Regions from separate parts of the Homo sapiens genome. Here regions 1, 2, 4, 5, 6 and 7 are each linked to region 3. A link is an interaction called in ENCODE POLR2A ChIA-PET data of the cell type or tissue named here. Cell type or tissue: MCF 10A. All regions are shown on one strand. Each heading gives the region's core, and the rest is flanking DNA. Links, peaks and the distances in the headings are about the cores only. Region 1 has its middle 49 kb from the start of DSG1. Region 2 overlaps DSG2 (desmoglein 2). Region 3 holds the start of DSC3 (desmocollin 3). Region 4 has its middle 10 kb from the start of DSG2. Region 5 has its middle 44 kb from the start of DSC1. Region 6 has its middle 43 kb from the start of DSG1. Region 7 has its middle 35 kb from the start of DSC1.

Region 1 (4,567 bases), core at 400-4,399, 230 kb before region 3:
AGTAGGATGTGAGACCCAAATATATCATTTACAACTGGAATTTTCAGGATTTGGTCTGAGACTCTTCAACTATTCCTACAGTACAGCTCTAAAGCCATATGGTCACCCATTAGAAAACTAAAATAAAAAGATGGAAAATGTCAAGAGTTATTAAAAATGTAGAGCAGTTGGAGCTCTCGTACATTACAATTAAAATATAAATTGATAGAAATACTTTGGAAAATTATTTGGCACTATCTAGTAAAACACAGGAACATATACATAACCTATGGCTTAGCAATTCCACCTATCCCTTTCAGAAGTGAATAATATACACACTGAAAGACACATATAAGCATATCCATAGCAGGACTATTAATAATGTCCCCAAACTAGAAACTATTCAAACGTCCATCGTTAAAGCAAACTAAATATGTCCTGAGAATGGCTCCATACTTCTATATTTGAGTCATCGTGGATGAACAGTAATCTAACTTAATAGGTAGACAAGATTGAAAACCTAATTTAGGAGTATGGGCCTGTAACAATCGCTGAGTCTTGGCCAATCCCAGCAGCCTTACTTCAACCACTCAAACGCTGCCAAGTGTTCAAACTGTGTTCAAATAAGGCAAAGGCCAACCTGTAACCAATTCAGCTGTTTCTGTACCTCACTTTGGATTTCTGTACATCACTTCCCTTTTTTTTGTCTATGAATTTGTTCTGACCTTGAGGCATCCCTGGAGTCTCCCTGAATTTGCAGTGATTCTGAGGGCTGCTTGACTCACAAATTGTTCATTGTTCAATAAAACTACTTTAAATTTAATTTGGCCGAAGTTTTTCTTTTAACATCATCAATAATAGGTTGAATAATACATTACAGCACATTCATATAATGGAATACTATAGAGCAATGAGAATAACCAACTCAGAACAATCCCAAAATATGTGGATGAATCAGACTAACATACTATTGAGTGGAAGAAGCTATATGTCACAAAGGAGAACATATAGCATTATTTCATTTATTTAATGTAAACAAACAAAAACCAAAAAACAAAAACAGGCAAAACTTTGTTATCAGTATTCATGCCAGTGGTGACATTTGGAGAGTTAGTGATGGCTGGCCTTCTAGTAATGTTCTAGATCATGATTAAGGAGCTGGTTACATGGGTCTAGTTACCTGGTAAAAATTTATTGAGGCATATGCCTATAACAGGTGCACTTTTCCACATTTTATGTTAATTTTAGAAGTAATTAAACTTACTCTATGAGTTTGGACAGAGCTTCTTCTAAATTTGCTTTTATAAAGAGCTTTTTGAATCCCTTTAGAACTGACTAAAAGAAGGCGGCCAGAAAAATACACTGCAATGTCCTTGTCTTAAGTTCAAGACACTGCTGTGTCCAGAGGCATCACATTCTCTCTTCTCTGTCTGGAAGGGCAATTAATTCTAAGCCTGCCTCCCTGAAGTTTGAAGAAAAAAAAATAGTCCTTTCCCTAAGGTTTAGTGTTCTAACAGTATCAGGAGAACCCGGCCATAAACTCCAATGTTTCCCTGGCTTATCTCTTGCTGAGCTGGGGGACCTTTATGTCAACGAATTCCTCCGACACCATAGGTAGATTCAAGGAGGTCAAGCACCCTGGGCTGCTTAAAGAAAAATTAACACCAGCTTTTATCTACCAATTGTAGAAACTAAGAGTTTACTTTGCATCCATGTATTCTTATTTCCTTGTACTGGATGTTTACAGAGGAGAGTCAATATTCTAATGGGGAGTTTTTCACTTTCGGTGTGACAAGCCTGTTCTACCCATGGGCAAAGGAGGTTAGCTTGGGGTAGTTCTGCTTTGCCTCTCCGTTCTCTGTTCGTTTTGGCAAAAAACTGCATATGGACCTTTATTTTGAAGAAGGAATCAGGAAACATGTAAATGCATCTCAATTGCAAAGTATCTAAAATTTTCCAGGAAGATGATACTGAATAATTACACAAATTCTTGACTGCTAATGTTTTTACTGTGTTACTTTAGTGAAGCACCAGAAATGAGCTTGATGCTGTCATGATTCACTTATTATCACATCCCATGAGATGAGGAAGAGTTTAAAACACAGTTGGTGTCATTTTTGCTTTCAATGATAATTAAATTATGTGTTTGTTGCCCTTTCATGTGAAAGTCAGCTTGCTGGCAAGAACTAGTGTTTTCACTTTACTTGGTTTATGGCAAAGCTCCAACTCCTCGCTCAGTAGTCACTGATATTTCCTTTGTCTCAGGTGTCCACATCTCCTCCACTTGGCAGATGATCTCAGACCAGCTCTCCTTTTATTCATGACAACATTTTACTGCTTCTTCCTCCATGTTACTTTCCAAATTTATTTCCACCTTACTACTTCAGTCAACAAGATTTTTTTCCCCAGGTCTCTTGATCATCTCTCTCTCTCTGTCTCTCTTTCCTTTGCTCTCTCTCTCTTATTCCAAACATTATCTTTTATAATCAGATAATCTCCTGATTATCCTTTTTCCCCATTGGCCATATCCCTTAATTTTATTCTGATGCAATTATTGATCACTTATATGAACCCTTCCATTGCTTTTTGCATTTCTACTTTTATTTCTTTCTTATTTCTTTCACATTCCCATACTAGTCAGTCATGCCTGTTTTCTCCTTTTTTTACTTTTCTCTCTTCTATTCTATCACTTATGCTGAAGTTATCCCATATCCAGTTTAAAACAGGTTCCTCATTATTTTTCTTATATCTTCTCTTCCATAAGCTCTATTTGGCAAAATATATAATAAAGCAGACCAGTTCTTCTCTCTCCATACCCGCATCTGAATCTATGATAATGCTTGTGCAGTCGTACTACTTTGTCTATATTAGCTGAGGAATTTAAGACAAATCTTTTATACAATTTTAATTTACTTATCCCAAATATATATAAAAAATTTATTGGATGAACATGTTGAGAATTTTGGGTTTTCAATTTCAGTAAAGTGCATAGAACTTTTCCGGTCTTCACTTTCTATTTTTCCTGTACTCTGTAACATCTGGCTAAATCATGACTTTAGCCATTTCCCATCCTCCCAGAGTCTGTGTTGTGGCTGCTTCTGTGACTTCACAGTCCTGGTGCTTTTCTTCAACCTCTGGGAAATACCCCAGGAAAGTCCCTTAATATTCACTAGGTTCACAGCATCAGAAACTGCAGAGAGAAGGACAGAGGTGAAAAAAAGAAAGAAAAAAAAAAGGAAGAAAATAATCATATGCAGAAGAGTATGGGAAAGAGAAAGAAAGAAATGGAAAGAAAGAAAACATGAAAATGCAACAGGAATAGAGACAAAAATTCTGGTTGGGAAAACTCTGAAGAAAAAATAATGCTGAGATTACATCTGTTGCCTTCCAGGGAGTTTATCTTTGCTTAACCGTGGGTTAGCTGGCTGGCAAGTTACCATTTACAAAGAAGCAACATGTCTCTGAACCTATGAAATAAAGGGTTTCATTATTTTTCTGAGAAACATTTGCTTCTACAGCAATCTAATTTGGTATATGCATAATGATGAATGGGCACTAAAATCTAAATAGGGAGGTTATTGACCAAACACTGTAGAATTTAGATGTTTATCTTCATTTTTAGAGATGGAATAACAAAGAAGTGATGGAATCAAAATTATTATGACGGGGGAAAGCACATCTCATTTTGAAGGAAAATACCTAGGTTCAAAATAACTCTGTTGACCAATGATACAACTATTTCTTGCTATTAGAGTCCCTGATCACAAAGTACAGATGTGGAAACTTGGCTTTTAAAAATAATGATAACAGCCACAACCACCTGTGTAGTGCATTACAGTTTCAAAAGTAAATCATCAAACTATATTTTATTGTCAGATAAGAAAAGTTTGTGGGGTTTTATTTCAAAGTAACTGTGAAGTGAATTGAGTAAGTACTTTAAAACCCAATGTTTAAATTAAGATTTATTTCCCAATTTATGGGCCCACTCTTAGTTTCAAAAATCATAGTCATAGCATTTGTTATCATTATTTTCCTCACATTTCAAGAAATATGTAGAAGGAATTGGCATTAATATTATTATTATTATTATTATTATTTTTTGAGACGGAGTCTCGCTCGTCGCCCAGGCTGGAGTGCAGTGGCACGATCTCAGCTCACTGCAAGCTCCGCCTCCCGGGTTCACACCATTCTCCTGCCTCAGCCTCCCGAGTAGCTGGGACTACAGGTGCCCGCCACCACGTCCGGCTAACTTTTTGTATTTTTAGTAGAGACGGGGTTTCACCGTGTTAGCCAGGATGGTCTCAATCTCCTGACCTCATGATCCGCCCGCCTCGGCCTCCCAAAATGCAGGGATTACAGGCGTGAGCCACCGCACCCGGCCTATTATTTTTGTCTAAAGTATGACTCAAAATGAAAGTTAGAACGTTAAAATGTATGCCTGTCACTTTCTCACTTAGATAACGTTTCAGCAAGAAAAAAAATTAGTGTAATCAGAGAATCAACAGAAATCTTCACAGATTTCAGAAAAACCTTGAAAAAATATTTATATTGAGTTCAACTTATGTATTCCTCAGTAGAGACTATACTG
Region 2 (4,567 bases), core at 352-4,351, 470 kb before region 3:
ATGCCAGTGGCATCTAGTGGGTAGAAACCAGAGATGCTGTCAAACATCCTACAATGCACATGATAGCCCTTACAACTAAGTGTTATCTGGCTGCAACTGGCCAAGTGCCGAGGTTAAGACACCATGGCTGCGTTTCTCTGATTGGAAGCTACTGTAATAACCAGGGTCAGGACAGTAATACAAGCTGCAGAGGACTGTGGAGATTCTGTACATCTCTAGTGGGTAGTATACTGCAAGTAACATGACTGGAACAAGCAGAAACTCTCTGCCTTAGTCCTCCATTCCCACTCCCTGGCACTTTTTAAAAAACCTGTCCACTCTGTAAGTTTGAGTCACCTCCTGTGGGGATGCTGTGAAGAGGTTTCAAGCATGGGAGGGGTGGCTGGACAAAATGGCCAATAAGGTTTCCTCCAAACACTAAATCTGTGACTTTTTTTCTCACCAGGAACTTGGTGACAGAAAAATGTCACCTGCAACATGACTTTAAGACTGACGAGGAAAAGTAAGCTGCTAGTTCCTGTATCCAAAGCAGTGTTTTCAGATGAACCAAAAAATTCTGCAAAAGCTTTTCTAATTTGCTAAACTCTAAAAAAAGTATTTTATTAACTAGTTTTGCTGCTTTGAAAAACATGTAAAAAATTTTTCTACCATTGGATCCTGCACATCTTATAAAAACTGGACTTCCTGGTATCTGGCAAAAGATTTTTTTTTTTTTCCTGCAGAGGCATGAGGGAATACCAAACACCATCAATCAATGTACTCTTTGTTTTCAAGGTCAGCACTTTTAGAAAAGACTTTCTGTTCTGAAGTCACCTTGATGAGTTTAAACAAGAATCCAGAAGGACTCATGAGTCACTGGATGACAGCTCCTCCTGGCTGACAGGTTCTCTGTCAGAAGTCTTTCCTTTAAAGTAGAGAATCTTGAAGTGTTCAGTGGTTTTATGGTGAGGTGATCCCTTAAACTTTAATAGATCAGACTAAGAGATACCTTATTAAAAATGGATGTAGAGAAATACAAATTAGTTTAAAACATTATTTCAACTTTCAGTCACTATAATGGCTTCTAATGTCCATTCAGCGAGAAATTACTAGAAGGTAAGCAGTGTGCTCAACGGACTATCTTTAGAACTCAAACACAGAGGACGTGGCACTTGCCAGTGGTTCTTTAAATTCATGCCCACCTCAGGCCCATCATCTAACATCTGTGTTATTTTCTTTCCTTGGTTACTCAACCTTCCAACCAGCAGAATGTTTTATAATTCTTTTGTTTCTCCCTTTTATTGTATAGAAGGTCAAATCAAAAACTGCCCAGAGGATCCCTGGTTTATCCCCAATCCATTCTTAAAGAGCTTTCAACTTTGGCTGAAATAATCTGAAAGAAATAAAATGAGATAAAATAAAGGGAGTGGATGCCACTTGTTTATTTCCTCTGGTCACACATCCTGACTTTTCTATTTGTATTGGCAGAGCTGGTGGTCTGGTCTGTAGTAGCGTCCATAGCCACAAAGAAGGCTCTGTAGTCTACAGTCATAGAAATGTACATGTTCAGAAGAGTTCAAGTGACCCAGTGCAGTCAGGGTGGACCAGTGAGTTTGGTGATCTGCTCTGATAAATCTGACGTGGGTCAGATTTATGTTGGAATTCACCTACTGCACTTTTCTCTTCTTAATCTTATTTTGGGGACAGGAGGAAGAAAAGACAGTTTTTATAACATTTATTTTACGGCTAACCAGCATAACTTATTTAGAAAATTCCAACTTAAAAGTCCAACTTACAGATGATCTAGACATTTATATACTCCTATAGCAGTCTCACTCAACAGCTGATTTAAATATGTAATTATATTTTTCACAATTGCTAATTTAAAAAAAAAGAGCAATATTTTGAACTTTTAATTTTTGAACTCTGAATTTGAACTTTAGATAATAATAAATATTTTAAGTCTGACAGTAATAAAGTACATGACTTACCAAAATCTTTCACCTGTTCTTCGGATGTTTGGGCTAATCTGAATGTAACAAATATGATTTTAGGTGAGTCATATTGAAGTTAGTTACAAAGAGGAAGACAGTTTCTTTGAAAGCTTTTTATTAACTCATAGAATTTTAAAATATGCATTTAGCAATGCTTTGCTACACTTGACTTGTTCATTCATGCTGTGAATTCTTATTTCAAGTAAAGTTTTGTATATTCATGGACAGTTCCTATTTTTTCCCTTGACATAGGGCTTTTTAATATTTAATCTTCTTTTCTACTCCAGTTATTTTTATTTTCTAATTGGGATGTTAACAGTGGTTTTCAAGCTTGAGTGGCATTAGAATCACCTTGATAAAACACAGATTACTGAGTCCCGCCTTAGAGTGTCTGACTCAGTAGGTCTGGATGGGGTCCAAGAATTTGTATCTAACAAGTTTCCTGGGGATGCTGATGCTGCTTGGCCCCAAAAGTGGGACCACACTTTTGGAAACCACTGTGTAAAATCACATGGTAGCATAGGAAAGGGAAGAAGAGGAGAGCCTGGATAATTCATAAACTGGATAATGAGCCCCTAGTTACAGACAGATGTGTGAAAAGATGTGTTCTAAATCAGGCAATTCAGGCCGGGCTCAGTGGCTCACGCCTGTAAGCTCACACCTGTAATCCCAGCACTTTGGGAGGCAGAGGTAGGCAGATCACCTGTGGTCAGGAGTTCAAGACTAACCTGGCCAACATGGTGAAACTCCATCTCTACTAAAAATACAAAAATTAGCCAGGTGTGGTGGTGCATGCCTGTAATCCCAGCTACTAGGGAGGCTGAGGCACAAGAATCACTTGAACCCAGGAGGCGGAGGTTGCAGTGAGCCGAGATGGCGCCACTGCACTCCAGCCTGGGTGACGGAATGAGACTCTATCTCAAGAATAAATAAAATAAAATAAAATAAAATAAAATAAAATAAAATAAAATAAAATAAATCAGGCAGTTCAGTAACTGTGAATTCTCCCCATCACAAAAAGATTTTTCATTTTACAAGTATTCATCAACTACAATTGAACTGTAGGAAAACACTTTAGGTAGTGTTTTCCCCTGGTTTATACCTCTTCTTCTAGTTTAACTTTTACTGGTCCTAAGCATTTGTCACTCAAAAAATACCATTTTATGGTGTTGGGAAAACTGGCTAGCCACATGCAGAAAACTGAAACTGGACCCCTTCCTTACACTTTATACAAAAATTAACTCATGATGGATTAAAGACTTAAATGTAAGACCTAAAACCATAAAAATCCTAGAAGAAAACCTAGGCAATACCATTCAGGATATAGGCATTGGCAAAGACTTCATGACTAAAACACCTAAAGCAATGGCAACAAAAGCCAAAATTGACAAATGGGATCTAATTAAACTAAAGAGCTTCTGCACAGCAAAAGAAACCATCATCAGAGTGAACAGGCAACCTACAGAATGGGAGAAAATTTTTGCAATCTATCCATCTGACAAAGGGCTAATATCCAGAATCTACAAGGAACTTAAACAAATTTACAAGAAAAAAACACTCAGCCCTATCAAAAGGTGGGTGAAGGATATGAACAGACACTTCTCAAAAGAAGACATTTATGCAGCCAACAAACATGAAAAAAAGCTCATCATCACTGGTCATTAGGGGAATGCAAATCAAAACCACAATGAGATACCATCTCACACCAGTTAGAATGGCGATCATTAAAAAGCCAGGAAACAACAGATGCTGGAGAGGATATGGAGAAATAGGAATGCTTTTACACTGTTGGTGGGACTGTAAATTAGTTCAACCATTGTGGAAGACAGTGTGGCGATTCATCAAGGATCTAGAACCAGAAATACCATTTGACTCAGCAATCCCATTACTGGGTATATACCCATAAGATTATAAATCATTCTACTATAAAGACACATGCACACATATGTTTATTGAGGCACTATTCACAACAGCAAAAACTTGGAACCAACCCAAATGCCCATCAATGATAGACTGGATAAAGAAAATGTGGTACATATACACCATGGAATACTATGCAGCCATAAAAAAGGATGAGCTCATGTCCTTTGCAGGGACATGGATGAAGCTGGAAACCATCATTCTCAGCAAACTAACACAAGAACAGAAAACCAAACACCACATGTTCTCACTTATAAGTGGGGAGTTGAACAACGAGAACACATGGACACAGGGAGGGGAACGTCACACACTGCGGCCTGTTGAGGCTGTGGGGGTAGGGGAGGGATAGTACTAGGAGAAATACCTAATACAGATGACGAGTTGATGGGTGCAGCAAACCACAATGGCATGTGTAAACCTATGTAACAAACCTGCACGTTCTGCACATGTACCCCAGAACTTAAAGTATAATTAAAAAAAAAGAAAAAACAAAAAAGCAAAACGATACTTTTTCTTTTCCTTGAAGTCGTTGGATTGCTCAAACAAGCAAACTAACTAAAATACAATTTCAATTCAAAATAGCATTTATTAAATGACTAGACATGTAAAAAATATTTTACTCTTTTATTGGTAGGTGTTTTCTGTAATGGCCACAAATGCTTTTGGAATTAGGC
Region 3 (4,567 bases), core at 405-4,404:
AAAGATTCTTCTTTATATGATAAAAATGCATTGCTTTTTATTAGGACTTAGATTAATATACTCATGGTGGACAAACAGGAAATTCCAAAATCATTACTAATACTACATTCAGTTATTAATGTTCGTATTGCACCTAGAATTTTGCAATACAAGTTAAAAATATCCATAATATGTTTTCTTCGAGTTTTTCTAAAGCAGATTCCTACAACTTTTATTTTGCGGAAGCTAAAAATGGAAGCTCACAGCAATTGTCATATTAGTCAGTAGGCTTAACAATAAATATCCTCTATTACACAGCACAGTCAAAATAATCAGGGGATAGCAATTTTAGAGTTTTAGTCTTTCAAAGGACAGTCCTAACCAGGCCAGACTCTCATAAATCTGAAGATAGAGTTGAAATCATAGAAAAACTAAGAATAGTTAGAATAAAGACAAACACTTCAAAGTCTTTCATTCCCTAGGTATTAAAGAAAGCCATATTACAGCACAAATGGGTTCATATGTGCAAACTCACCAAAAGTGACAATTTTGTAACAGTAGTTACTAACCCTTTTCACACATTGAATGGATGGTTCTCCATTTCTGTCAGGATGAAATTAAATTCCTCAGCATGGTTTGTCATGAACCATCTTTCTAACCGAATTCCCAGCCATTGCATGTAACCATTCTGAACCAACCCCTTTCTGCTTTCTTACCCTGGGGCACTCTCACAAGGCTCTCCAGAGCTTCTCATGTCCTGTTGATGTTGTGTTATCTTGAAGCATTCTCCTACCCTTTCCCTTTTCTTTGCTGGGCTTATCGCAACATTTTGCTTCTTCAAAGCTTTCTTCAGCTAAGTTAGATCCTCTCCTCTAAAATGCCTTAACACCTCAACCCTTCACTCTAACAGTGAATTCAAAGTGGTGAGGGAGGGAGATTGGTGCTAGCCATCTCCTTTACTCATCTAAGTTCAAGAAAACCATTCTACTTGAGTTTCTGAGGGCTGGGGGGCTGGAAGTGACTTTGAGAAGCTTTCTCTGAGGTCATGCTGGAGGCACGTGGAGGATGGGAGGTGAAAACCCTGGAGTGGAGAGAAGTTTGGAGAACTTTCTCTGAGACTGGAAGAGCTCTTACATACAGAGACCTCCACTGACGGGTGCCTGGGAGATTCACACTGGGAAGCTCAACTTAGAGTGTCTGAGCCCTTAAAGCTGAGCCTCATGAGTTTCAGGGAAGCCCCAGACTTCAGGGAATACATGGCTTAGACGACGAGGAGTCTATTAGACTTGAGCCAGAGTGAGATGAATGAAGGTCATAACACCCTTTCATGATTAATTGGCTGTCTGAAATTCCCGACCTTGCAACTTTTGAATGGACTTCGAGGAGTAGCATCTCATGTCTGAGAGGGATTTCCTCCTGAATCCAGTAGATGGGAACTCGGGGAACTTAAAATTCAGTTTAGGGAGAAATAAGAGGATGTCCCCCTGGTGTTACAAACGACATCTCTATTAAAAAGTGTAGCCTACTGGGCTAGGAATGATTGTCTTTCGTCCCTTTCTGACTTTGAATTATTTCCGACAGGAACTAGATTTTCTGCATTTCCTTTCTTCCATGCCCTCACACAAAGCTTGGCCGACTTCGGGCCCTGATAAATAGTCGTTGCATGATGTAGAATCTGTAAGCCTCGTTTTAGAAGGTTTTGTGTGGTAGATATTCCTTTGACCACCTGAAAAATTTCATTTTGGTACCAGTAAGTAGTAAACCAATAATTCACATCTAAGAACAAAGTCGTTTTTAGAAGGTTCATATGAGTCCCCCAAACTGACAGTTAATAGAGCGCTGAGTGTAATCACTCATATTTTGGGTGCGTAAAAATGGTTAGATTAGAATTTCTTAAATTTGGTTTTAATTTCTGACATGCCAAAAACTGTTTATCATGCCATCTGGGATAAATTCCTTCTGTCGTGTATTTTGTCATGTTAGTCAAATCCGGAGAGAATACAGTACATGTATTTTGCTTTAATCTGAAAACATTGGCAGAATTTGTTCAGACGTCGAAGGGGAGATCCGCTGATCCAATGACAAGGGTGTTCCTGGCATCCAGCAGAGCCCGTGTCGAGGCAGGGATCCCTGCGGGCGGATTGGGGTTCTGCATTGAGATGCACCGCGCAGCGCCGGCGATGGGGCCGCCCTGGGACGATCTGGGCTGCCAGGGCCTCTCTGCGGGCCGGGCGGGGCGGCAGCGCCGCGGGGCAGCCGAGGGGCGTGGGAGAACTGGCAGAGGGTGCGCCAGAGACCGCTTTCCCGAGCGCGAACGCCCGGGTGGCTGCTGGGGAGCAGAGGGGCAGGCTCGGGCAGCTCCTCAGCCGCGCCGGCGATGATAAAACTTGAGAAATAACAAGGAGTGGCCTCTCCGCGTCCTCTGGGTCCAATCCGGTTTCAGAAGTGAAGTTGCTCCCGGGCAGGCAAGCCTGAGAGAGGCCAAATACACTTAAAAACAAGCAGCGGCGAGAAAAGCACCTCCCGCGCCCTGCACCTCGGCAGGTCTCGCTCTCGGCACCCTCCCGGCGCCCGCGTTCTCCTGGCCCTGCCCGGCATCCCGATGGCCGCCGCTGGGCCCCGGCGCTCCGTGCGCGGAGCCGTCTGCCTGCATCTGCTGCTGACCCTCGTGGTAAGCCAGATCTCGCCGGATAGGGCTGGGGTGGGGACGGGGGTGGATCCGCCCTGGACGCTGCACGGAGCTGGGGACAAAGCGGGCCGAAACGTGACAACCGCGGCTCAGATCAATGCTGCGGGTCTGGTAGCAGCCCCAAGTTCGGGCCTGCAGGAGTGAGGAGAGAAAACGTGTGTTTGCGGGTCGACTCTGGACTGAGCTTTTTGTTTTGAGACAAGGTGTTCGATTGTTGGAATTCTGAGTCGCGCTCAGGCTTCGCTGCGCTCTGGCGGGCGCCGTCGCGGGTTGGGCAGGGGGTTGGGATTCACGCTTCTCCCCAGGTGGTGGAGCTGGTGGTGATGGTGGTTGGAGGGCGCCTTTGGGTGGAGAGGATCCCTGAGAGCTCAAAGCACAGACTTGAAAAGGGATTTAGGGGCTGCCCCCTCCCCAGCTCTGGGTCGCAGTTGACCCGGATTGGTTCGTTAGTGAGTGGAGCCGGGGCTGTGTCCCTGGGTCCCTTGGTGGGGCTGCCCCTGAGAAGTGGGTTTCTCGGTATCTCCCCTAAAGGGTATTCAGAAGCTCACCCAAGCGGTCCACCCCCGCCAGCCACCCAGCTGGGGGCGGGATGTGCCGGGGGCGCGAAAGTGTGGGAAGACCGGGCCAGAATGGGGGTTGGGGTCGTGTTGTGTTTTGGGGATGCTGCCGAGGTGTGGAGGCGGGTAGAGGGTGACAGTGGTGGGGGATGATGGATGCGGTGGGGTTGCGTCGTACTTACTCCGGCTCCGGGGAGGACTGCGCGGCCGGAGCACAGCCTGGGGTTTCGAGTCTACGGAAACCTGCCGCCCAGGACGAAATCCTCTAGGAGAGGAAGTTAGAGACGATGCTCTGAGAACACGGGAGACTTGAAGTGTTCGGAACTCTGGCGGCGCGGTTACACGCGAAGCTTCAGGCTTCAACAGAGTTTCATTCCGCACGCCCAGAAAGGAGCCGCGGACCCGCGACTTACCCGCATCCATGGATGCGCATGGGGTCCGATGGGAGCGAGGTCTATACCCGCGTCGGCAGTGAGCCGAGTCTGGTCTCGCGGATTCTTACTGCTTCCTGGCCCTCCACCCTGGCAAGTGGGAGTGGGTCCAAGGGTTGTCCTCCCTTAAGGTCAGCGAGGTATGAATATGGGATTGGTAGTTATGATCTACGATATGTTTATGGAGAAGGAATTGGACAAATAAGCGCATCCATTTGCCCGGGAACTGTTCCAACAAAGTATCTGAGCTTATGAAGTGACTACAAATGGAAACGGCTTAGAGAATGTGTTCTTTTGTAATATATTTAAAAGCATTTTCAGCTTTTCAGTTTACAAGCATGCATTTGGGGTTTTGTGTTTCCTTTGCGAAGGGATTGAGGATGGGGAACGAAACTACGGGTGCTGCTCTCAGAATTTCTCGCATTCGCTCGAGGCTCCCAGAGGCCATGGAAGACCAGGAGCTTTCCCGGCAAGGCATGGGTGGGGGTGTCGAGCTGTGGCAAGGAAGAAGGTGCGCGTAAATCTAAACGGAGGAAGCTTCAGCTTTGATCTAGCACATACTCGTTTAAGATTTTTTTTTTTTAAAATAATTCCGTTGAGTTTAGGTTAAATGCTGTATCTGGAGACTTAAATACCGGAAAGTGCACAGAAAATGACTATTTCATCTGCAATTGTCAGTTTACAAACACTTGCAATTTCGGACCGGATGGGTAAATTAACACTTCTCTTGACCATCTCATGTATGTATTTCCTTCCTTTTGACTCATACGACTCTCAACTTTTCAATATAATATTAATGACACGGCATTTTAGAAACATTTTTCATTTTATAGAGACTTTAATGGATATCTTTAAACCATTACTTATCTTTAAAACATTGTTTGTTCTAAGGAGACAGCTTTTCAAAGCAA
Region 4 (4,567 bases), core at 226-4,225, 450 kb before region 3:
CAAACAGGGAATCAGAAGTAAAAACTTTCCTTTTGGTAAAAACATGTTGAATTTGAGACATTAGAACAAAATCCAATTAGAAAAGCCTAGCAAGTCATTTGAAATGAGAAAGGACAACTGCATTGCAAATAGATTTGGGCAGCAGAAATAGTCACCTTATTTTGTTCCCATCTCACTGGCTGTTCTTTCTCAATCCCTTTCTTGCCCTCTGCTACTTGTAAAATGTGTGTGTCTTCTGAGTTCCAAACTTTGCTTCTTTTCTTCTTACTTAGTAGCAGGTATGATTCTGTGGTCACTTTCATTGTGTAAACTTAGCTTTCTTTCTCAAGCTCAAATCATGGGACCTCACTATTTGGATATTTCATGGGAACCTCACACTTCCATAATAATTTTGTAGGGATATCAAACTCAGCATATTGACAAAAAAGCTTTCCCTCTGATATGGTTTCGCTGTGTCCCCCACCTAAATCTCATCTTGAATTTTAGCTCCCATAATTCCCACGTTTTGTGGGAGGGACCTGGTGGGAGATAATTGAATCATGGGGGCAGTGTCCCCCATACTGTTCTCATGGTAGTGAATAAGTCTCACGAGATCTGATGGTTTTATAATGGGTTTCCTCTTTTGCTTGGCTGTCATTCTCTCTTGTCTCCCTCCATGTAAGACATGCCTCTGCTTCTCTTTTGCCATGATTGTGAGGCCTCCCCAGCCATGTAGAACTGTGAGTCTACTAAACCTCTTTCCTTTATAAATTACCCAGTCTCAGGTTTGTCTTTATTAGCAGCATGAGAACAGATTAATATCTCCTCTCTTTACTTTCTCTCCAGTGCAAGCTTGCTGCTTTCTCATATGCCCCACTCAGTCAATGGCAGCCTTGCGAACTTGGCCACTCACTTTAGGACCTGAGTGGCATCCTCTATTCCTTTTTCCATCCTCTCCATATCCAGTTACTTACCTCTCCTTCAGTACTCTGTGGCTCTATCCCAGATGACTCACACAACCTGCATAGCAGCAATCACATTATAGTTTATGGTTATTTCATCCATGTCTACTCTTCCACCCATTTCTTTTTCTCAAAGCTGTTCCTTCTTTGGGAGCAGAGGCCATATGATATTCACAGTGAGCCCAACCCTCAGCATCCAGCACATATCAGATGATCAATTAAGACTTGTTGAAATAAGCCCACACACTGGAAGGGATTAATTCTAAGTGAAAAAGGAGTATTATAAGGAAAAGTGTTTGGAATATCCACTGTGGGTGAATTAGCAGAGGTTCTGGTAAGAAACTGTTGGTCTGTGGTATGTATGTGTACATGCATTTGCACACATACACGCACATGTCAGTTTGTGTACGTATGTTTTCCCTAACAACACTGCAGCCCAGAGCAGAATAAGGATGGCAGCTGGTAGGTGTAAGTCAGGGTTGTAGAGTGACCCAGATGACAGTTAAGAGGTGTAAGTATCCAGGAAAGATCAACTATTATTTTGATGTTTTTCTAGGTCCAGATTGATGACATCTTATGGAAATATCTATGTAAAACATCTATAAAGAGAACTGAACTAGGCACTGAGGACAATATCACACATACAAAGATGATAAACAAGATCTATAACAAAAGGCTGAAGGTGCTGGGAATATTTAACCTAGTAAAGAATAAAGTGGTCAGGTGCAGTGGCTCAAGCCTGTAATCCCAGCACTTTGGGAGGCCTAGGTGGTGAATCACCTGAGGTCAGGAGTTCAAGACCAGCCCAACCAACGTGGTGAAACCCCATCTCTACTAAATACAAAAAATTAGCTGAGCGTGACGGAGCATGTCTGTAATCCCAGCTACTTGGGAGGCTGAGGCAGGAGAATCGCTTGAACCTGGGAGGTGAAGGTTGCAGTGAGCCGAGGTGGTGCCAGTGCACTCCAGCCTGGGCAACAAGAGTGAAACTCCGTCTCAAAAAAAAGAATAAAGTGACAGTATCAGAAAAAGAATGTAAAAGTCCTAAAAATCGTTTCTATAAGGAATATATTCCTATTGCTTCTTTAAGCAGAAACATGTTTAAGTTTCAGAGGAAAAGGTTTAGGTTAGAAACTGTAACTTTCCATTCTATAAAAAAATCTTTATCAAAAGAAAAGAAAAAAAAGAGGTGTAAGTATCCAGGATACTCCTGGAATTGAGTGTGGTCAGGAGGAAGACAGACAGGGTGAATGAAGCTGGAGGAGCTCAGGGCCCAGTTGAGAATAGACAGTTTGTTACATTGGCCATGGAGAAATGGGAGAGGATCGTCCTTCCCCTCAATCCTGGAGAAAGACCCATGGTCCTATTCCATGGAAGTCAAGGCATGGATGACAGCACCAACATTTGGAGTCAGGATCTTGAATTTCTTATGGACTCTCCAGTTAGATGGACCAAGAGACGCTTCTGCCTTAGGTGGTGAGAGAGGAGCGCTGGCCAACGTGGGGGTGGAGGAGGCCTCTAATAAGAGAGCGGGAAGAGTTATGTTGACTTTCCCAGTTAGAACTCACAGGATAATAAAGCCCAGCAGACTCCAAGCCCTGTTGTCTAGCACAGAGAAGCCAGCACGTCCTTAATGAACAGTCCCCTCATTCTGGGGGAGCAAAAATAGGCAGCCCTGAGATCACAGCCTCAGACGTCAACATCCCGAAAGAGTGAGAGTCCCAGTGCCGTGAGTCACAGTGTCTCACTGAGCTTTCCCCACATGTTCCTCCTTGTGAGTCAGTATACATGGACTGACTGCTTTGGATGCAAAGTCTCTGAGCCAAGCTGTTTTAAGGAAATTGTTAACATTGTTCATGAGGCAGAGGAGAATTAGGGAAAGACAGTGACAGTTGCAAAATAGCATTTGGTGCAGTAGAGGAAACAAAATGGTCTATTCTTGGGAATCAGTAGGGTGTTGAACACATCTCATGCAATCTTTTTTGAACTAAGTCACAGTAGTTTAAAAATGTGATCAGAATATAATAATGCTGGATTGAGGCAATTATGAAACAGGCAACTGCCTGGGAAACCCCAGCAAGGCCTGGAGGCCCCAACAGAAGGCCTCTCGCATTCACTGATTAATGTCGGCATTCCTTCAGCAGAAGGCTTCCTTGGAGTGCATATTACTGGGAGGGCAGAATGTTGATCCACTGTCAGTTATTTACATCTTAGTCTAGTGCCACAGGTTCACCAGGCATGCCCCACCTCGGAGCCTTGCACTTGCGGTTCCTTTTCCCTGGAAGTTTCTGCTCCAGAAATGTACAAGGTCTTTTCCGTCACTCTTCACTTTTCTCCCCTCAAATGTTACCTTCTCAGTAAGGACATTCCCTGACCAGTGATTTTAAAATTGTAATTACCCTCCCCCCGCCCCCCGTGCCCAGAGCTCCCCATCCTCTTTTTCTCTTCTGTATTTTTCTTCTTGGTACATTGTAACCTAAAAGACTGTGTTTTAACTTATTTCTTATCTGTTGCCATTCCCTAGGATGTAAACTTTGTGAGGGCTGGGATTTTTCTCTGTGAACTGCCGTGTATCCTGCAAATAAAACAGTGCCTGGCCCAATGTAGGCTTTCGGTAAATCCCAGCTGAATGTGTAAATACATGAATAAGTGAAGAAATTTTCAAGGTTATTTTGGAATTGAGAGAGAGAGAGTGTAAAATGAGGGTAAAGGGGAAAAGGGGAAGAGAACATTGGATTCCTGGAAGGACATGAGGGACTGTCACCAGACTGGGGTGGGGGTGTGATGGGGGGCCTGGCTCGCTGTGGATAAAATTGCTCTACCTCACAATTTCGTCAAGGGCGGGCATTGCTAAGACTGCCGGGACAGGGTGAAGTGGAGGAGTTCAGACGCCAGTGGAGAACACGGCTGTTCTTCCTCTGCTTTAAGGCTCCCTTCCTTGCAGGGGGAACCAAGGAAGAAAGCATCAACAACATGAAAAATCCTCCTTCTCCCTGGAAATGAACAAAATGTGCATTCACTACAGGAGTGCAACACTGGGGAAAGTTAATTTTATCTACTCATGACAAATCTATCATTTCGGTTTCACCCTAAGTTTTGTTTATGGAAGTTCTTGGAAAGATAAGGGAAATAGCAAAGAAAGAGAGCAGGGGAGTCCTTGGTTGCTAACAGCAGTCCTGGACTGGAATCCATCACCAGCATGACAGGGCTTGCAGGCTTTTAGGGCAGGCACAGCAGTACTTACTGAGTTTCAGAGGGAAACCATCACACTGACCCATTGTGACTAATGAGCTTAGGGAGATACACAGAAATAAATAAATTTTAAAAACCCCTCAGAAGACAGAAAAAACAGACAAAACTGGTTTTTGGCAATTATTCATTCGTAGATAGACAATGACAGTCTTATGTGCAATGAAAAAGTGAAATAGAAACAATGCAGTAGCTTCGGAGAGTGAACCTGGAAGTAAAATAGTGGGTTTAAAAATCTTTCCAAATGACCTAGAATGATAATTGTAAGCACTTTGGTTGAGAGATGCAGAATTTCAAAAGTACATGATTTTCATTCTAAAAAAACCCAAGAATTTAAAGTAATTAAATTATTTATTTTAATTTACTTTACAAATTAG
Region 5 (4,567 bases), core at 152-4,151, 160 kb before region 3:
TTGCATTTCTAAAGCTTTGATATACTTCCTCAATTATTTAAATAATGTACATACACAAAAAGAATGAATAAACTATGGGAATTGTAAGCACTGTTGAAGCTACTTTTTTTTTTTTAACAAGTATTCATTTTAGGATTCATTACTTATAAATAGAATTACCCTGCTGTCATTGATTAATAACCTTAAAATACTCTTAGTCACTAACTTAAGTTCACCAATGTAGAGATATTAACGTATAATTTCAATTTAAGGTGTGTAGAAGGTAAACAGCAAGAACTGGAGGTGAGGTCATCCCTTTTATTCCCCCAATGTATAATATATTAATATTAACAGTAAACTTGAGAGGGTCTCTCTAGCTACTATTTAAAGTCAAAGGAAATCATAGAAGTAAACTACAAAAAGGGATTCTAAATATACCAATGAATTTCTTACTGTTTGAAGCATAATACAGTTTTCTTTTTAATACAGAATCTGGGATTTAATCTTTAGAATCAACATGCATTTTTAAAAAATGAGACAATTTTTAGATGATTAAGGTAAAATTTATATTTGCTAAATTCGTCTTCATAGTGTATCAGGTCATCTCAGCACCAAAGCTTGTATTCTCAAGACTAAGGACTCACTCTTTGTATGAAGCCCCACCTTAGTTTCCTGCCCAGTGTCTCCTCTTCTGATGTCAGAGTTCTTCTAAATCTTTTAGGCCTGAGCCTAAATCTGTTTCTGTGACTGATCTCTGTTTCCCAGTCTCTCCTGCAATATTCTATGGCCATTAAAAGTAAAGTAAATATGGCAACAGAAAAACTGATCTCATTTTACAAAGAATTTTTTAAAAAATTTTAATGCTAGAATGAGAAGTTTCCCTGAGTTAATTGGCAGTGGAAACGTATTACTTTTTTTTTTTTTAAGTAGGAGAAAATATGAAGCCCTGTGAAGACTGGATTTAGAGGGAGAAACAAGACAGTATGACTGGTCAGATGGTTGCTGGATGGTTTAGGAGGAAGGTAATGAAGACCTTAACCAGGGTGGTTGCAGTGGGAAGGGAAGAAAATAGACAGAAAAAGTGTTATATAAACAGAATCTATAGAATTCTAGCAAAGAATTCTTTAAGGAGAGTGATGAATAAGGAGAAACCATGAATGGAAGTGTCAGTAACAATGGAGGGAAGAGTGGATGTGGTTGGAGCTGTCAGGAAGCATGGACAGGCTTTGTGTTTAGAGAGACTGAGTTTGAAATCTGTCTCTGGTACTTAATTCCATGTAACAAAAAAGCGTCTGAATTTCTTTTTGCCTTAATCTGTACATCTGTTTACTCTAAAAATGCCTACCTTCAAAGGGTTCTTATGGGATTGAGTAAGCTACTGCATGAAAAGCACCTGCCACACAGTGATTTCTAGACCAATAAATGGAAGTTATTATTATTATTGCGATTATTATGACTACCATAAAGAAATGAGTGCCATGCTAATTATTAACCAGTAATTGGCAATTGTCTGCACTCGAATGGATATCGTGCAGCATTTACATGAGGCATTGCCGCAAGACCTAAGGAGCTGACCTAACCGAGTGTCTAGCTGTCCCTTCGAGGAAGATTGTCATCAGAGTGCTCTGTCTATGAGGACAGACTTTCAAGAGGTTTACTCAATTAATCTGACATGCTTGTGATTTGAGGTAATTAGGAAAGAATTTATAAAATGAAAAAGGAGATGAAAGAAGACAGGCTGAGGAATCTAAGTGGGAGGTGTCTGTAGAGGAGTCAAGGAAGGCACGTTAATGAGAGGCTTCATGCAGGTAGAAGGAGGGGATTGAGGGTTGGGCAGAGAGATCCCAGGGAGCCTGAGCCAGTGCAGGAGTCAGGGTGTGGTGTGTGAGCTGTTAGCTGCAGAGTTGCAGTCACCATAAAAAGAGGGAGGTGCCTGGGAAGGGCCCGCAGCAGGAGGGTGGAGATGTGGGAGGGGCAGGATTGGGACGCAACAAATGGGAAATTGCTGGGCCTAGTCGGGCAGGGCTCACCCAATAAATCATTCACAGTAGCTGGAACTGGCTTGAGTGTTTTCTTTATATTGTGGCTCTATTAAAAGGGCACTGCTTCCTTTTTGTGTGGGCTTTAGTCACTGCATTACTCACCGAGACCGCTGGACGGCTTCAGGCCACTTGAGGAGCGAGTGACACCGGAGCAGTTGACTGTGTTTCGCTTGAGCAAGCACAAGCAAGGTTGCTCATCTCTGGAACACAGAAGATGGTATCGGAAATGGGACATACATAATATCAGGGTGGGACAGAATTATTACTTGAATTAATTATATTGCGAATATGTGTTGCTCATGTAATCATGTGCATGATACATATATAAGTATGTAGCTTTTTCTGATAAAAGTATGTTTTTATTAGGCATTTTAAATTAAAACCTATTGCAGTCTGTAGTTGGTGTGCCAAAAAGAGAAAGGAAGGGGGAAAAGGCATTAGAGCAAAAAGCTTGCATGGCGTTGGTCTGAGCTAGAACTGGGTTCAAATCTTGGCTAAGTGGCAAAGCTGTGGGGCTTCAGGGAAGTTACTTAACCTATTTAGGCCTTATTTTCCTCACCTGTAGGAAGTGAAAAGTAATACCTATCAAAGGGGGTGTTATAAGGATTAAACGAAATACGTAACATAGCCAGCACACAGTAGATACTTCCTACAGGAGAGCTGTTATTGCTTTTTAGGTTTTACGTGAGGTGCTTTCTCTTGTGCAGTTACCTCCCATATCTTTTCAAAGTCATAGAGGCGGAAGTATAATTCCAGTTTCACAGACAGAGGAAATGAGGCAACAGTGGTTATGTTATTTGCTGGGATCATACAGTTTATAGCTAGCAGAACTAACATTAAAGTCTTTTGACTTCCAAGCCCAGCCTTTCCACTTGTGCAAAGGCACAATGAGGTAGTAATCAAGGCCACCATTCAGCATTTCTTCAGTCTACTGCTTTGTTTTATAAAGCAATGTGTAAAAAGCACCACGTATTCTACCTTTATGAAATGGTGTGATGGAGGCTGGATTGAAGGCTTTCCTTTTGGCTTGAGAAACTTTTTTTGAATATTAGAGTAATTTTTTTAAATGTATTTTAATATTTATTTATTTGTTTGTTTTTAGATAGGGTGTCACTATGTTGTCTAGGCTGGTCTTGAACTCCTGGGCTCGAGCCATTCTCCAGCCTCAGACTTCTGAGCAGCTGTGATTACAGGCACGTGCCATTGTACCTGGTGAGACATGTTTTATAGTTCCTCTTAACCCTATAGCACTGACCTTCCAGGACAATTCCCCTGTTTCCCTTGCAGAGAGGAGAGTGTCTCCGGAGACAGGTAGATAATAGATGTGGCCAAAGATGTGCAATAGTGGGAGAAGACACAGGTGGGCAGAAGGTGATGAAACCTCTTTTGCTGAAGTCAATATTTGTTTGGAAAAAGAGACGTCGACAAAGGTGCTTTTCATTTTAACCTGTTACATGGCTGCAGTGACCATGTCCATGTATTCTAACAAAGAGTTCCAGCAGAGAAGAATGCCAGACAGTGTTAGGAAGCCTCTGCATATTCTAGTGGATGTCAGTGGTTTCTAAATGAACCTCCCTAACCTGTTATGTTACTATTCTTGTTGGAACTCATTGTCCTTAGATAAAAGCCCAATTTTTAAGTACTACTAGCATAACTCTGTACAAGCTGGATCTTCTTTAGTTCTTTATTCTTATCTCCTGGTACTCTCCACCTTGAACTCCATGCTGGCTTCATGCCAAATGAACCTTCTCTCAGTTTCTTAAATATACCATTGTCTCTCTCCTGTATACCTTCATGGATGCTGTTTCCTCTTTTGGAAACACTCTCTATCCTTTCCGCCACTCCAATCTCCCCCTTTACTTGGTAATCCTTATCCTTCAGAGAATAGCTTAAAGGTCATTCCCACCAGCGAACCTTCCCTACCTGCAACCATGAAGTGTGGGTCTGGGGTTCCTGGTGTGTGCTCCCAGGGCACATTCCCCTTTCCCTGCCCTGGCGCTCCTCACACATGGCAGTGTGTTTACTTATCTGTCTGCACCACAAGTGCCCTGTTCCTGAGGGCAGAGGTCACAACTCTCCTATTCGTTATTGTATCCCCTCTCCTGTTTATCATTGTATCAGGCCTAACACAGTGCCTGGCACACAGCAGGGCAGGCTTTCTACAAATATTTGTTGAATGAGAAAATATATGCATAAAAGTATTATTTTCCAATTTGTGAAGCCAGCTTCTCAGAAAGAAAATGGAGTTTATGAGCAGAGCTTTCCAGTAAATTTGTATTTAGTCATAATACTACAAACAAGCATATCATTATTTCTTTATTTCTTGGTTTTGAATGGTAATTATTTTTGCAAGTTCTGAGTATTTGCACCAATTTATGAAATACAAGCAGTAATGAAATACAAGCAATTTATGAAACACAAGCAATATTAAACATGACAGTAGATGGCTCCTGTTTATAGGTGATGCCGGTAACATTCTAGAAATAAATGGCTTGATTGGAAACTTCTGTTTAAAAAAAATGTGGGAAGTGAAGGGAATGAGTTGG
Region 6 (4,567 bases), core at 360-4,359, 230 kb before region 3:
TTGAATGAGACGCTACATTCTGACAGAGATGAAAGAAAACCCACTCATTCAGGACGATGTGTATATTACAATGTATTAACTTGAGCATCCTGTGTGGTCATCAAGGTTGTATTAGCTCCTTCTTGCATCGCTATAAAGAAATACCTGAGACTGGGTAATTTATATATGAAAATAAAGAGGTTTAATTGGCTCATGGTTCCACAGGCTGTACAGCAAGCATAATGCTGGCATCTGCTCAGCTTCTGGGGAGGCCTCAGGAAACTTACAACCATGACAGAAGGCAAAGGGGGAGCACACCCATCACATGGAAGGAGTACAAGCAAGAGAGAGAGGGAGGAGGTGCCACACGCTTTTAAACAATTAGATCTCATGAGAACTCACTATCTCGATGGCAGCACCAAAAGGGGATGGTGTTAAACCATGAGAAACCAGCCCCGTGATCCAGTTACCTCCCACCAGGCCCCACCTTCAACATTGAGGATTACAACTGAACATGAGATTCGGCAAGGGCAAACATCCAAGCCATATCAGAGGCCATCTCATGGACACATTCGATGTCCTAGAGATTAAGGCAAATAGGCATGCACTAAATCACCTACGCAGGCAGCTCAGCTCCCTCACGCAGGGCACTTGCCCATCACTCCCCTGCCTCAGGAGAGAATGCCTCCTCCTCCTCATTCTCTGCCCATCTTCTTCCTCTCAAGCTGCCTGCTTCACAGACCTTGTGGGTATGTGTCTTACAATCAGAAGAGACACATCTAAAATACTGTGATCACTTTCCTCATTCTGACTTGAAGTGCAGTTGATTGTTTATACATATATCCCTCATGTACTCACCCTGCTCTTTTATACACACGTGCACGCATGCACACGTTAGCTTCCAGGAGAAAGGGGTTAGAACCTTCTCATCTTTCACAGAGCCCTTCACAGTGTAACTTAAGTTTTCCAAGAAGGAGGAAATTAATACTAGAGACTAAATAGGTGGAATGTGCTTAGTAAATGCTTGTGGATTGTTTCCCGAATAGTGAAAAGCAATATAAAAAATAAATACAGCAATATAAAAAATAAATATAAAAACATAAAAAACAAATACAGAGCAACGTGGGAGCACAGTTTACTAAGTATTGCGAAGTGCAGTCAGGTAGCATCATTTATATAGATTGGATTGGAGGTGTTAGAACAGAATGTTTATGTTTCTCTTTTTAATCAAGAAAGTACAAAAAAGGGATATGAAATAAGAGAAGAATAAAGAATGTGGATAAGGAAAATCAAAAGGTCTGCTCTGTTGTTTTTGAAATGTTCCCTGAGATTCATTCACAAACAGGGCGTGGTTTATGAGACTTGGCAATATTTAAATTTGTGCTGTGAAAAATAAAGCAGAAACTTACCTAGTTTGATTTGGCTTTTGGTGTCCCCTAAAGGAGTTAAAGAGACCTAGTTTTCTTAACTGGAGAACATTATAAAATGGGGAGAATTTTTAGAAAATAAGAGACAGATAAGTTTTTATTTTTCCAAATGAGAGGTTACTTGGTAAATACCACCAGAACATTTATGTTGCAGGATCAGACACCTCCTCCACACTCTGAAAGCATACACATGACATACTTATTTGATGTTTATATATTTTATCTTAGGTCAGCATTAACATACCATGAAAGGAAGTCAGTCATTCACTTTCTGGGTCAAAAGTAAATTCTTATGATTCTTATGACCTTGTGGAAGACAAAGATGTTTTCAAATTTCTGTTTGTGTTCTTACATCTACACATATTTTTTATCTCATTGAGCTCTTATCAGTGGCATTTATTTAAAACCCTACGACTAAAATCCTTCTCCCATAAGCCTTATGGCAAAAGACCACCGAGCCTGTCATCACTACCATTTTCAAAAAGTGTTTATGAACCCTCAAGCTAAGTGCTTTGCCAGCCACCACTGCAGAAACCGCTCCTGAGAGGAGTGGATTGTCTGATTCATCACCTTGGAAAGTGGTGGTGATACTTCCTGGATGTAGATTTGGAGAGGAACCAGAGGCTCTAAAACCTCACTAGCACTTCCTCATTTCTCTATGAAAGCCTCTCCATTTTTCTCTAGAATATCAATTCAGCTCATGGGCATATTTCTCTTTTTTTTTTTTTTTTTATAAGCACCCAATCTGCATTATTCTTCAAAAATTAAGAGATCCCTGATATGGGAAGCTTGGACCAGGCTTCTCTGGTGGGCTCAGACACAGTCCCCAGATCCAACCATGTAATAACTAATTCTGGACTTTCATATGCAGAAGGGCAAGAAACTATGTAAAAAGTTCTGTGCCATAATAGTGTCAGCACCTTTTAGTTTTTATACTGGAGCACCAATGTTTGCCTTCTGAAAAGAAAGAGCTAACTCAGGAATGCGCTTTTAAAATTTAAAAGATGACACTATCAGAAATTATGTTATTTTGGAAGGGTAGAGGTGAAAAACAAAAAGAAAACGATTGAGAAAATAATTACAATTTGCTTTTTAAGAAAACTTTCATACAGGAAAAAACAACATGTCATTTAGGATTTTAAAAACTTGGTGCTAAAGATTGCAAATTTCAGAATGTTATTGCTAGGAAAAAAAGCAACAATAGGAATTGGTATTCTTCTATGTGGAAACTGCTTTGTTGACAATCTACAAACAGATCTCCTTTTAAAAAACACACACACACGCACCAAGCTAAAACTGCTTATTCAGTGACGCTTTCACCAAAGGAATCATTCCTTGACTCTGTTTTTAGTTGGGTGTGGTGAGACAATGTTCTCCCTTGGCTGGAGGCTTGGAGAGGGGCCAAAGCAAACACCCATGTGAACACAAAACAATTAGGAAAGATTCATTCTGAATTAGTTAATTCCCATGAATAGGCTGGGATTTATTAATCTGTCCTGATTGAAATTGCTTAAAATATGAACTTGGGAGTTTGTAAGCAAGCAGGCAGGAGAGAAGGCTAAATTAGGGACAGCTAAATGTCTGAGAACATAAGGAGAGCAATAAGAAACATAATTGGCTAATATCTTTATTACTTTTCCCATTTTAAAAGAATAAGAGAAATATTAATTAGTGTTGTGTCTATCTCACAAACTTGGCTCTGTGAAAGCACAGATAGATATAGTTCTAAAACATTAGGTCTATTCAGTATTATTAGATCTATTCAAAGAATTGATAATTCTTTTTTTCTAAGTAAAAAGACTTGTTTCAGTTTTCAATTTAGACTGTGCAAAGTCAAATAAATAATCACGAAGCATTTTCTTTGAAAAATTAAAAATAACTTATTTGAAGACATAACTTTTCTTTCCAACTTTTAAAGAGTTAAAGATTTCTGTAGAAACATTATACTACGTAACACCTTTCTTTTATAGAATACTTACGTAAAAGCTGGGACCAACATAAATTGTTCTAAAGAAATAATTGTCTGAAATGTGCACGGGCCATTTGTTTTCAAACTTGTGAGCCAGAGGTCAAATCGTACCTATCAACTTGTTGGTACAACTGCAAACAGCTTTGGAGCAGGAAAGGGCACAATCCAAGCATTGTTATTTACTTCACAAGTGCAATTAGGTACAAGTGTTTGCAGCCATACTTAAAGTAGTATTCCACCTAATAACAGCAGGGGTCAATGCTGAAAAGTCTATGTGATTATAGTATAATCCTGAGAGTTATTTTTCTTGCAATACTATTAACTTGCTTTGATGATGAAAACTGTGTGTATGCAGATATTAAAAACAAAACCTCATGGAATTTTGCCTTCTGGAAGAAATTTTACTGGCTCAAAATTTTTTCAAAATTTTATATCTGTGAACTTTGTACAAAGAAGTGTCATAGTTAGACATCCAGAATGACTTTATAGTGCTATAATATAATACCTGGTGAAAAAAAACACACTGTGTTCCATATTCAAAGTCTGGCAGATAAAGAAAAGGTTGCTTTGAAAGTTTCTGATTAGATGCTGCTGAACCCATTGGAAATCATTGTTAAGTTGAGTTAAAGAGCCTCTCCTGTTGTATCAAACAAGTGACACGTCATTTAAATAATCTCGGCTTCATTTTTCTTGCATGAAAAATATTGAGATAGCCACCAAACAATACCCACTTATTTGAAAGAAATACTGTGTTTATAATTTAGAGCAATTTTGAATTTCTTGGAATATATGGTGCAAATGTAATACTAATTTGCCTTAACATTCCACAACTTAACATAGCAGAGTTTTCAATTTTATTCAGGTATAATCTCTATAATTTTATAATTCAAAGAGATTTTTCTTCAACTTTCCAAGAACCATCAAATAAATAAAGTTTACCATTTACTGGACAAAAAACATAACATTAAATGCCATTTTATTATCTTTTTATTTACTATGGTTCTGCAATTATAAAAGTATTGTCATATTCTACCCTGTCTTATCTGAATGCTTTAAACTATCTTATCAAGTCAATATATTTTAGGTTTGGGGAGTTTTGTATCCCTTTATTATGTTTTGTTATTGCAGACATCTTCATGAATCCGCCTTTTGCTGTTTAAATAAAACGGTTTCCTAAGGATAATTTATTCTT
Region 7 (4,567 bases), core at 261-4,260, 160 kb before region 3:
GTATATACTTGAAAATTGCGGCCGAGTGCAGTGGCTCACACCTGTAATCCCAGCACTTTGAGAGGCTGAGGCGGGCGGATTGCCTGAGGTCAGGAGTTCAAGGCCAGCCTGGTTAACATGGTGAAACCCCATCTCTACTAAAAATACAAAAATTAGCCCAGCATGGTGGCGGATGCCTGTAATTTCAGTTACTTGGGAGGCTGAGGCAGGAGAATCGCTTAAACCTGGGAGGCGGGGGTTGTGGTGAGCTGAGATTGCACCACTGCACTCCAGCCTGGGTGACAGAATGAGAATTCATCTCAAAAAAAAAAAAAAAAAAAAAAAGAAAAAAGAAAAAGAAAAAAAGAAAAGAAAATTGCTAAGAGAATAGATTTTAATTGCTGTCATCACAAAAATAAGTATGTGAAGTTAAATAGCTTGATTTAGTCATTCCACTATGTATTTCTATATCAAAACCTCATGTTGTACACTATACGATTTTTATTCATCAATTAAAAATAAATAAGTAAATTTCCTCAATTGTCTTCAAAAAGAAAAAAAAAAAAAACAAGAGAATGTGTATTGACTCCCGGTTCCATTGACTTTGCCTTTCCACCCGGGAGAAGCTGAGCCATTGCTTTCTGTTTCCCCTGTCCCAGGGCTGCAAATCTTTCTTCATTTAAGTTTTCAAAATATGTTATAGTAACTACCTGAATGAAGACAGCTCAGGTAAAGTAAAATTAATTACCATGATATTTATAAGCTAGAGCGACTCTGCAAATTTAAAATAAAAAACAACAACAAAACTCACTGAAGTTGAAGTGATACAAAGACTTCATTTTCTTTTAAATTTTCATCTTCAGCTTAAAAAAAAAGAAGGGATCTATTGTGTACTCCTTTAACAGGATGCTTACTTCTAACACACAGAGCACACATGGCATAAAGGCCAGAAATTTCTTCAAGGAGTGAGTCACAAATGGAGACAGCTTTCACAGTAGCTTCTCTTTTGTGTACTTTGCATTTTAATAATGTCAAGCATTCTCCTATGAGGTTTGTTTCCTCCAAACTTTTCACTATTAAACTATAGGTCAGGGCTAAAGTAAACAGAGCTGTCAAACTTACATGATAAGAGATTTCCTTAAGTTGGCAGGGTTTAAACTTTCAAGACAAAGCTAGTAGCACCAAGGTAAACATGAAGGTTTTTGATTTGGATACCAATCTCTAGGAAGGCATTATGGACTTCCTCGATTATAATGTTGAAACCACCTCCACCGCACAGCTGAGAAGTTGCTAAATAGAATCAACTTATTCCTGATTATCTCAGCCAGCAATCAAGACTTTCGCCTGGGTTTGTTCTAGCCTCAGAAGACTAATGGGACAAGTCTCAACAAGGAGGAGCTATGGGCTTGGGTACGAGGGTGGAGAATTTTACAGACAGGCGCACAGAAACCATCACCAGCAGGACACTTGGGAGAGACCTGGAGGCTGTGGTGACACCCTGCTTGCTGCTTGACTCTTCAAAAAATGGTCATTGTTTGCAGGCTAGAAATGCAACATGCATCCTTTCACATCATTATTCATCACACACCTAAATCTTGCACTTTACACAACTGTCAGACATTTTAGCTCTCCCCTGGTCTAAATGTTTTGGTTTTGGAAGGGCCTTGCCATTCGAGGTACATTTAGTAAAGGTGCACTTTTATTTTCACCAAACTACTAGCTTGATATCTAAAGATGGGTTTGAAGGTGCCAATAGAATGTTTTTTGCCAGGTGACAAAGGTGGCCTATTTCTCTGACGTGGAAGCCCTGGCATTGTCACCTCATTGCAAGCTTTGAAATGAAGCTGATCATTGATAAAATGATCATTGACACTGGACTTGAAGAACAAAGACTCAAGACAGGAAAGGAGGAGGGGGTGATATCAGAGCTATTCCGACATCGGGAGAGGAAATGTTAGATCTGTAAAGCAGAATCAGTGGGTGGGAAAAAACATTTTCAATGTTACTGTCTTATTGAAGGTAGTTCTATTGCCAAGGTCCAAAGCTTAATTTCCAATAAGGAATCTGATTTGTGCTGAATAACTCACAAGGAGATGCCTTTGATTCCCATTCAAGTAAATGAAATTTAAAGACAACAAAGCAATGTCTTGTAGAAATTACTTAGATGAAATTATTCATCTTAAATGAAACACATGGCTATTTCTCTTCTTTTATTCTCCATTGTGGTTTCAATAGCTGTATAATAACATTAAGTAGGAGAGGAAAGAAAGTATGGTATTACTGTGGTCTTTCAGGGTACAAGAGAGATTATAGACAAAGATAATTTTGAAAGTTTAACAAATGATTTGTAATTTTGCCCCCTGAAATTCAGTAATGACTGATGAATACTTAATATACAACCATTTTCCAATTGTACAAAAAGTGAACATAGTTAAGGTACAGTTTAAGGATAATAAAATTAGAAAGGAATACAGTAATTTAGAGCTTTTATCACAAATAATAGTTTAGATTGAAGACAATCTAATCGACGTGTGATTCTGGGATGTTAGAATGTGCTTCTAAAATGAGATATTTCTTTTGAGAAGTAAACTCTTGATCTAGAGCTTGTGAATTTTATCTTTTCCCATGATAATAAGTGAGGGAGAGACCAAAGGGAGAAAAGCAAAGGTACGTTTCAGTTGGCAGTGTGCCAAATATACAGTGATTCACAGCGTCCTAATCAGACAGGAGTGACATCTCACTGAAAAATAAGGTTCACCCCACCCACCCTGGAAACTGTTCTTTGTTCAAGCTCAGCACACTGAAAACTACTTTCCAGACCTGTCACCATTCTCATTCTGGGTTGGCAAGGAAATTATAGAAAAATGCTGACCAAAGCAGGGGTTAAATCATTATATGACTAATCCTGGCCTTTCAGGTAGATTCAGCTATGAATGTGGTTGCTTTTTTGTTTGTTTGTTTTAATTCAAGGATTAAGCTCTTTTATTTATGGCTTTTTAATTTGTTTCACGTTTTCCTAGCAATTTATATAGCCCATATGCTTTTGATGAAAATCATAATCAACATTTCTATTTCACATCTAATTCTGTAGATTACATAGGTTAAATAACTTTATGGCTTCAGTGAACTTTAAAATTATCTCATCTAAATCCCACAATTTATGAGGGATTTGGAGGCCTTATCTACCAATCACGTAGCATTGGACAGTATTATATTGTCAGAACAAAAACCCCTTCTCCTCTACATGTACTCTGATTTTCAAGAACAGAGTTATTTCATGAGCTGTAGAAGATGAATATGCTTTGTGAATTATTGCTAATGAAATCTGCAAAAAAGATTAAACATTTGGGTTTAAAGTCACGGTTTCCTAACATGGCTGTGTATCTCAATCACCTAGGAAATTAAAAAAAAAAATTAACAAAATACAACAGTTAAAGGATCCAACACAGACTTACCTGACTCAGAATCTGTTAAGGTTGGACCCAATAATTAATATACTTAAAAAACTCAGCTGGGCGCTGTGGCTTACGCCTCTAATCCCAACATTTTGAGGGCCGAGTTGGGTGGATCATCTCAGATCAGGAGTTCGAGGGCAGCCTGGCCAACATGGTGAAACACCGTCTCTACTAAAAATACAAAAATCAGCTGGGTGTGGTGGTGGGCGTTTGTAATCCCAGCTACTCGGGAGGCTAAGGCAGGAGAATTGCTTGAACCCGGGAGGCGGGGGTTGCAGTGAGCTGAGATTGCACCATTGCACTCCAGCCTGGGCAACGAGAGCAAAACTCCATCTCAAAAAAAAAAAACAAAAACAAAACAAAACAAAACAAAACAAAATAACTCTTCAGGTATTTCTGACATAGTAAGTATGGATCAATGTTTGAGAAACACTGGGTGTTAAACAGGCACATGTTTACTTTCCACGATGGCTGGATAGAAAGTAGGCTAAAGTGTCTAGCTAAAGTATGTAGCTACACAAAGCATGCAAATATAAATTTTAGCTTGGAGAAACTTCAATAATTTTCCATTCAAGCTGTGTCTCTACAGGCTCTCTGTTGTCACTATTTTATTTATGGCATATATAAGAGAGCCTCTGAATTTCTGATATGAAAAGGCCTGCTCATTTGCTTTTTTTTTTTTTTTTTTTTTTGAGACGGAGTCTCGCTCTGTCGCCCAGGCTGGAGTGCAGTGGCGCAATCTCAGCTCACTGCAAGCTCCGCCTCCTGGGTTCACGCCATTCTCCTGCCTCAGCCTCCCGAGTAGCTGGGACTACAGGTGCCCGCCACCCCGCCTGGCTAATTTTTTGTATTTTTAGTAGAGACGGGGTTTCACCGTGGTCTCGATCTCCTGACCTCGTGATCCGCCCACCTCGGCCTCCTAAAGTGCTGGGATTACAGGCGTGAGCCACCGCGCCCAGCCTTTTCTTCCTTTTTGAGACAGGGTTTCACTCTGTCACCCAGACTGGAGTGCAGTGGCGCTATCTTGGCTCACTGCAACCTCCACCTCTCCAGCTCAAGTGATCTTCCCACCTCAGCCTCCCGAGTAGCTGGGACCACAGGAGTGTGCCACCATACGTGGCTAATTTTTGTTA

The links. Peaks named below come from ENCODE experiments on the same cell type or tissue, not always from the same donor. Only the 100,000 strongest peaks of a DNase experiment are listed, where the experiment ranks them.
Region 1: POLR2A ChIA-PET joins it to region 3 with 31 read pairs; 2 of 35 experiments call an interaction of 5 or more read pairs at or near these places.
Region 2: POLR2A ChIA-PET joins it to region 3 with 21 read pairs; 3 of 35 experiments call an interaction of 5 or more read pairs at or near these places.
Region 4: POLR2A ChIA-PET joins it to region 3 with 12 read pairs; 2 of 35 experiments call an interaction of 5 or more read pairs at or near these places.
Region 5: POLR2A ChIA-PET joins it to region 3 with 24 read pairs; 3 of 35 experiments call an interaction of 5 or more read pairs at or near these places.
Region 6: POLR2A ChIA-PET joins it to region 3 with 25 read pairs; 2 of 35 experiments call an interaction of 5 or more read pairs at or near these places.
Region 7: POLR2A ChIA-PET joins it to region 3 with 33 read pairs; 3 of 35 experiments call an interaction of 5 or more read pairs at or near these places.

What each region holds. Positions count from the first base shown.
Region 1 is chr18:31,266,861-31,271,427 of GRCh38, reverse strand. No RefSeq gene overlaps it. Among named protein-coding and RNA genes, the nearest start is that of DSG1, 49 kb to the left of the region's middle. RefSeq lists an enhancer at 3,108-3,227. In MCF 10A, for the core only: no CTCF peak of the experiment used is centred there; a DNase peak (open chromatin) is centred at 2,207.
Region 2 is chr18:31,506,739-31,511,305 of GRCh38, reverse strand. The region is part of intron 1 of DSG2 (desmoglein 2); the gene reads right to left. Among named protein-coding and RNA genes, the nearest start is that of DSG2, 11 kb to the right of the region's middle. RefSeq lists an enhancer at 1-52. In MCF 10A, for the core only: no CTCF peak of the experiment used is centred there; a DNase peak (open chromatin) is centred at 2,385.
Region 3 is chr18:31,040,675-31,045,241 of GRCh38, reverse strand. DSC3 (desmocollin 3) reads left to right here and starts at 2,500. Exons shown (of 16, transcript NM_001941.5): 1 at 2,500-2,650. The coding sequence starts at 2,582. It overlaps LOC124904345 (a long non-coding RNA gene), which reads right to left and starts at 3,709. Exons shown (of 2, transcript XR_007066445.1): 1 at 3,408-3,709; 2 at 16-2,800. In MCF 10A, for the core only: no CTCF peak of the experiment used is centred there; DNase peaks (open chromatin) are centred at 2,391, 3,701 and 4,101.
Region 4 is chr18:31,485,940-31,490,506 of GRCh38, reverse strand. No RefSeq gene overlaps it. Among named protein-coding and RNA genes, the nearest start is that of DSG2, 10 kb to the left of the region's middle. RefSeq lists an enhancer at 164-4,311. In MCF 10A, for the core only: no CTCF peak of the experiment used is centred there; a DNase peak (open chromatin) is centred at 2,686.
Region 5 is chr18:31,204,499-31,209,065 of GRCh38, reverse strand. No RefSeq gene overlaps it. Among named protein-coding and RNA genes, the nearest start is that of DSC1, 44 kb to the right of the region's middle. RefSeq lists a silencer at 2,217-2,266 and an enhancer at 1,740-2,939. In MCF 10A, for the core only: a CTCF peak has its summit at 2,212; a DNase peak (open chromatin) is centred at 2,025.
Region 6 is chr18:31,273,338-31,277,904 of GRCh38, reverse strand. No RefSeq gene overlaps it. Among named protein-coding and RNA genes, the nearest start is that of DSG1, 43 kb to the left of the region's middle. In MCF 10A, for the core only: no CTCF peak of the experiment used is centred there; DNase peaks (open chromatin) are centred at 1,974 and 2,774.
Region 7 is chr18:31,196,056-31,200,622 of GRCh38, reverse strand. No RefSeq gene overlaps it. Among named protein-coding and RNA genes, the nearest start is that of DSC1, 35 kb to the right of the region's middle. In MCF 10A, for the core only: no CTCF peak of the experiment used is centred there; a DNase peak (open chromatin) is centred at 2,692.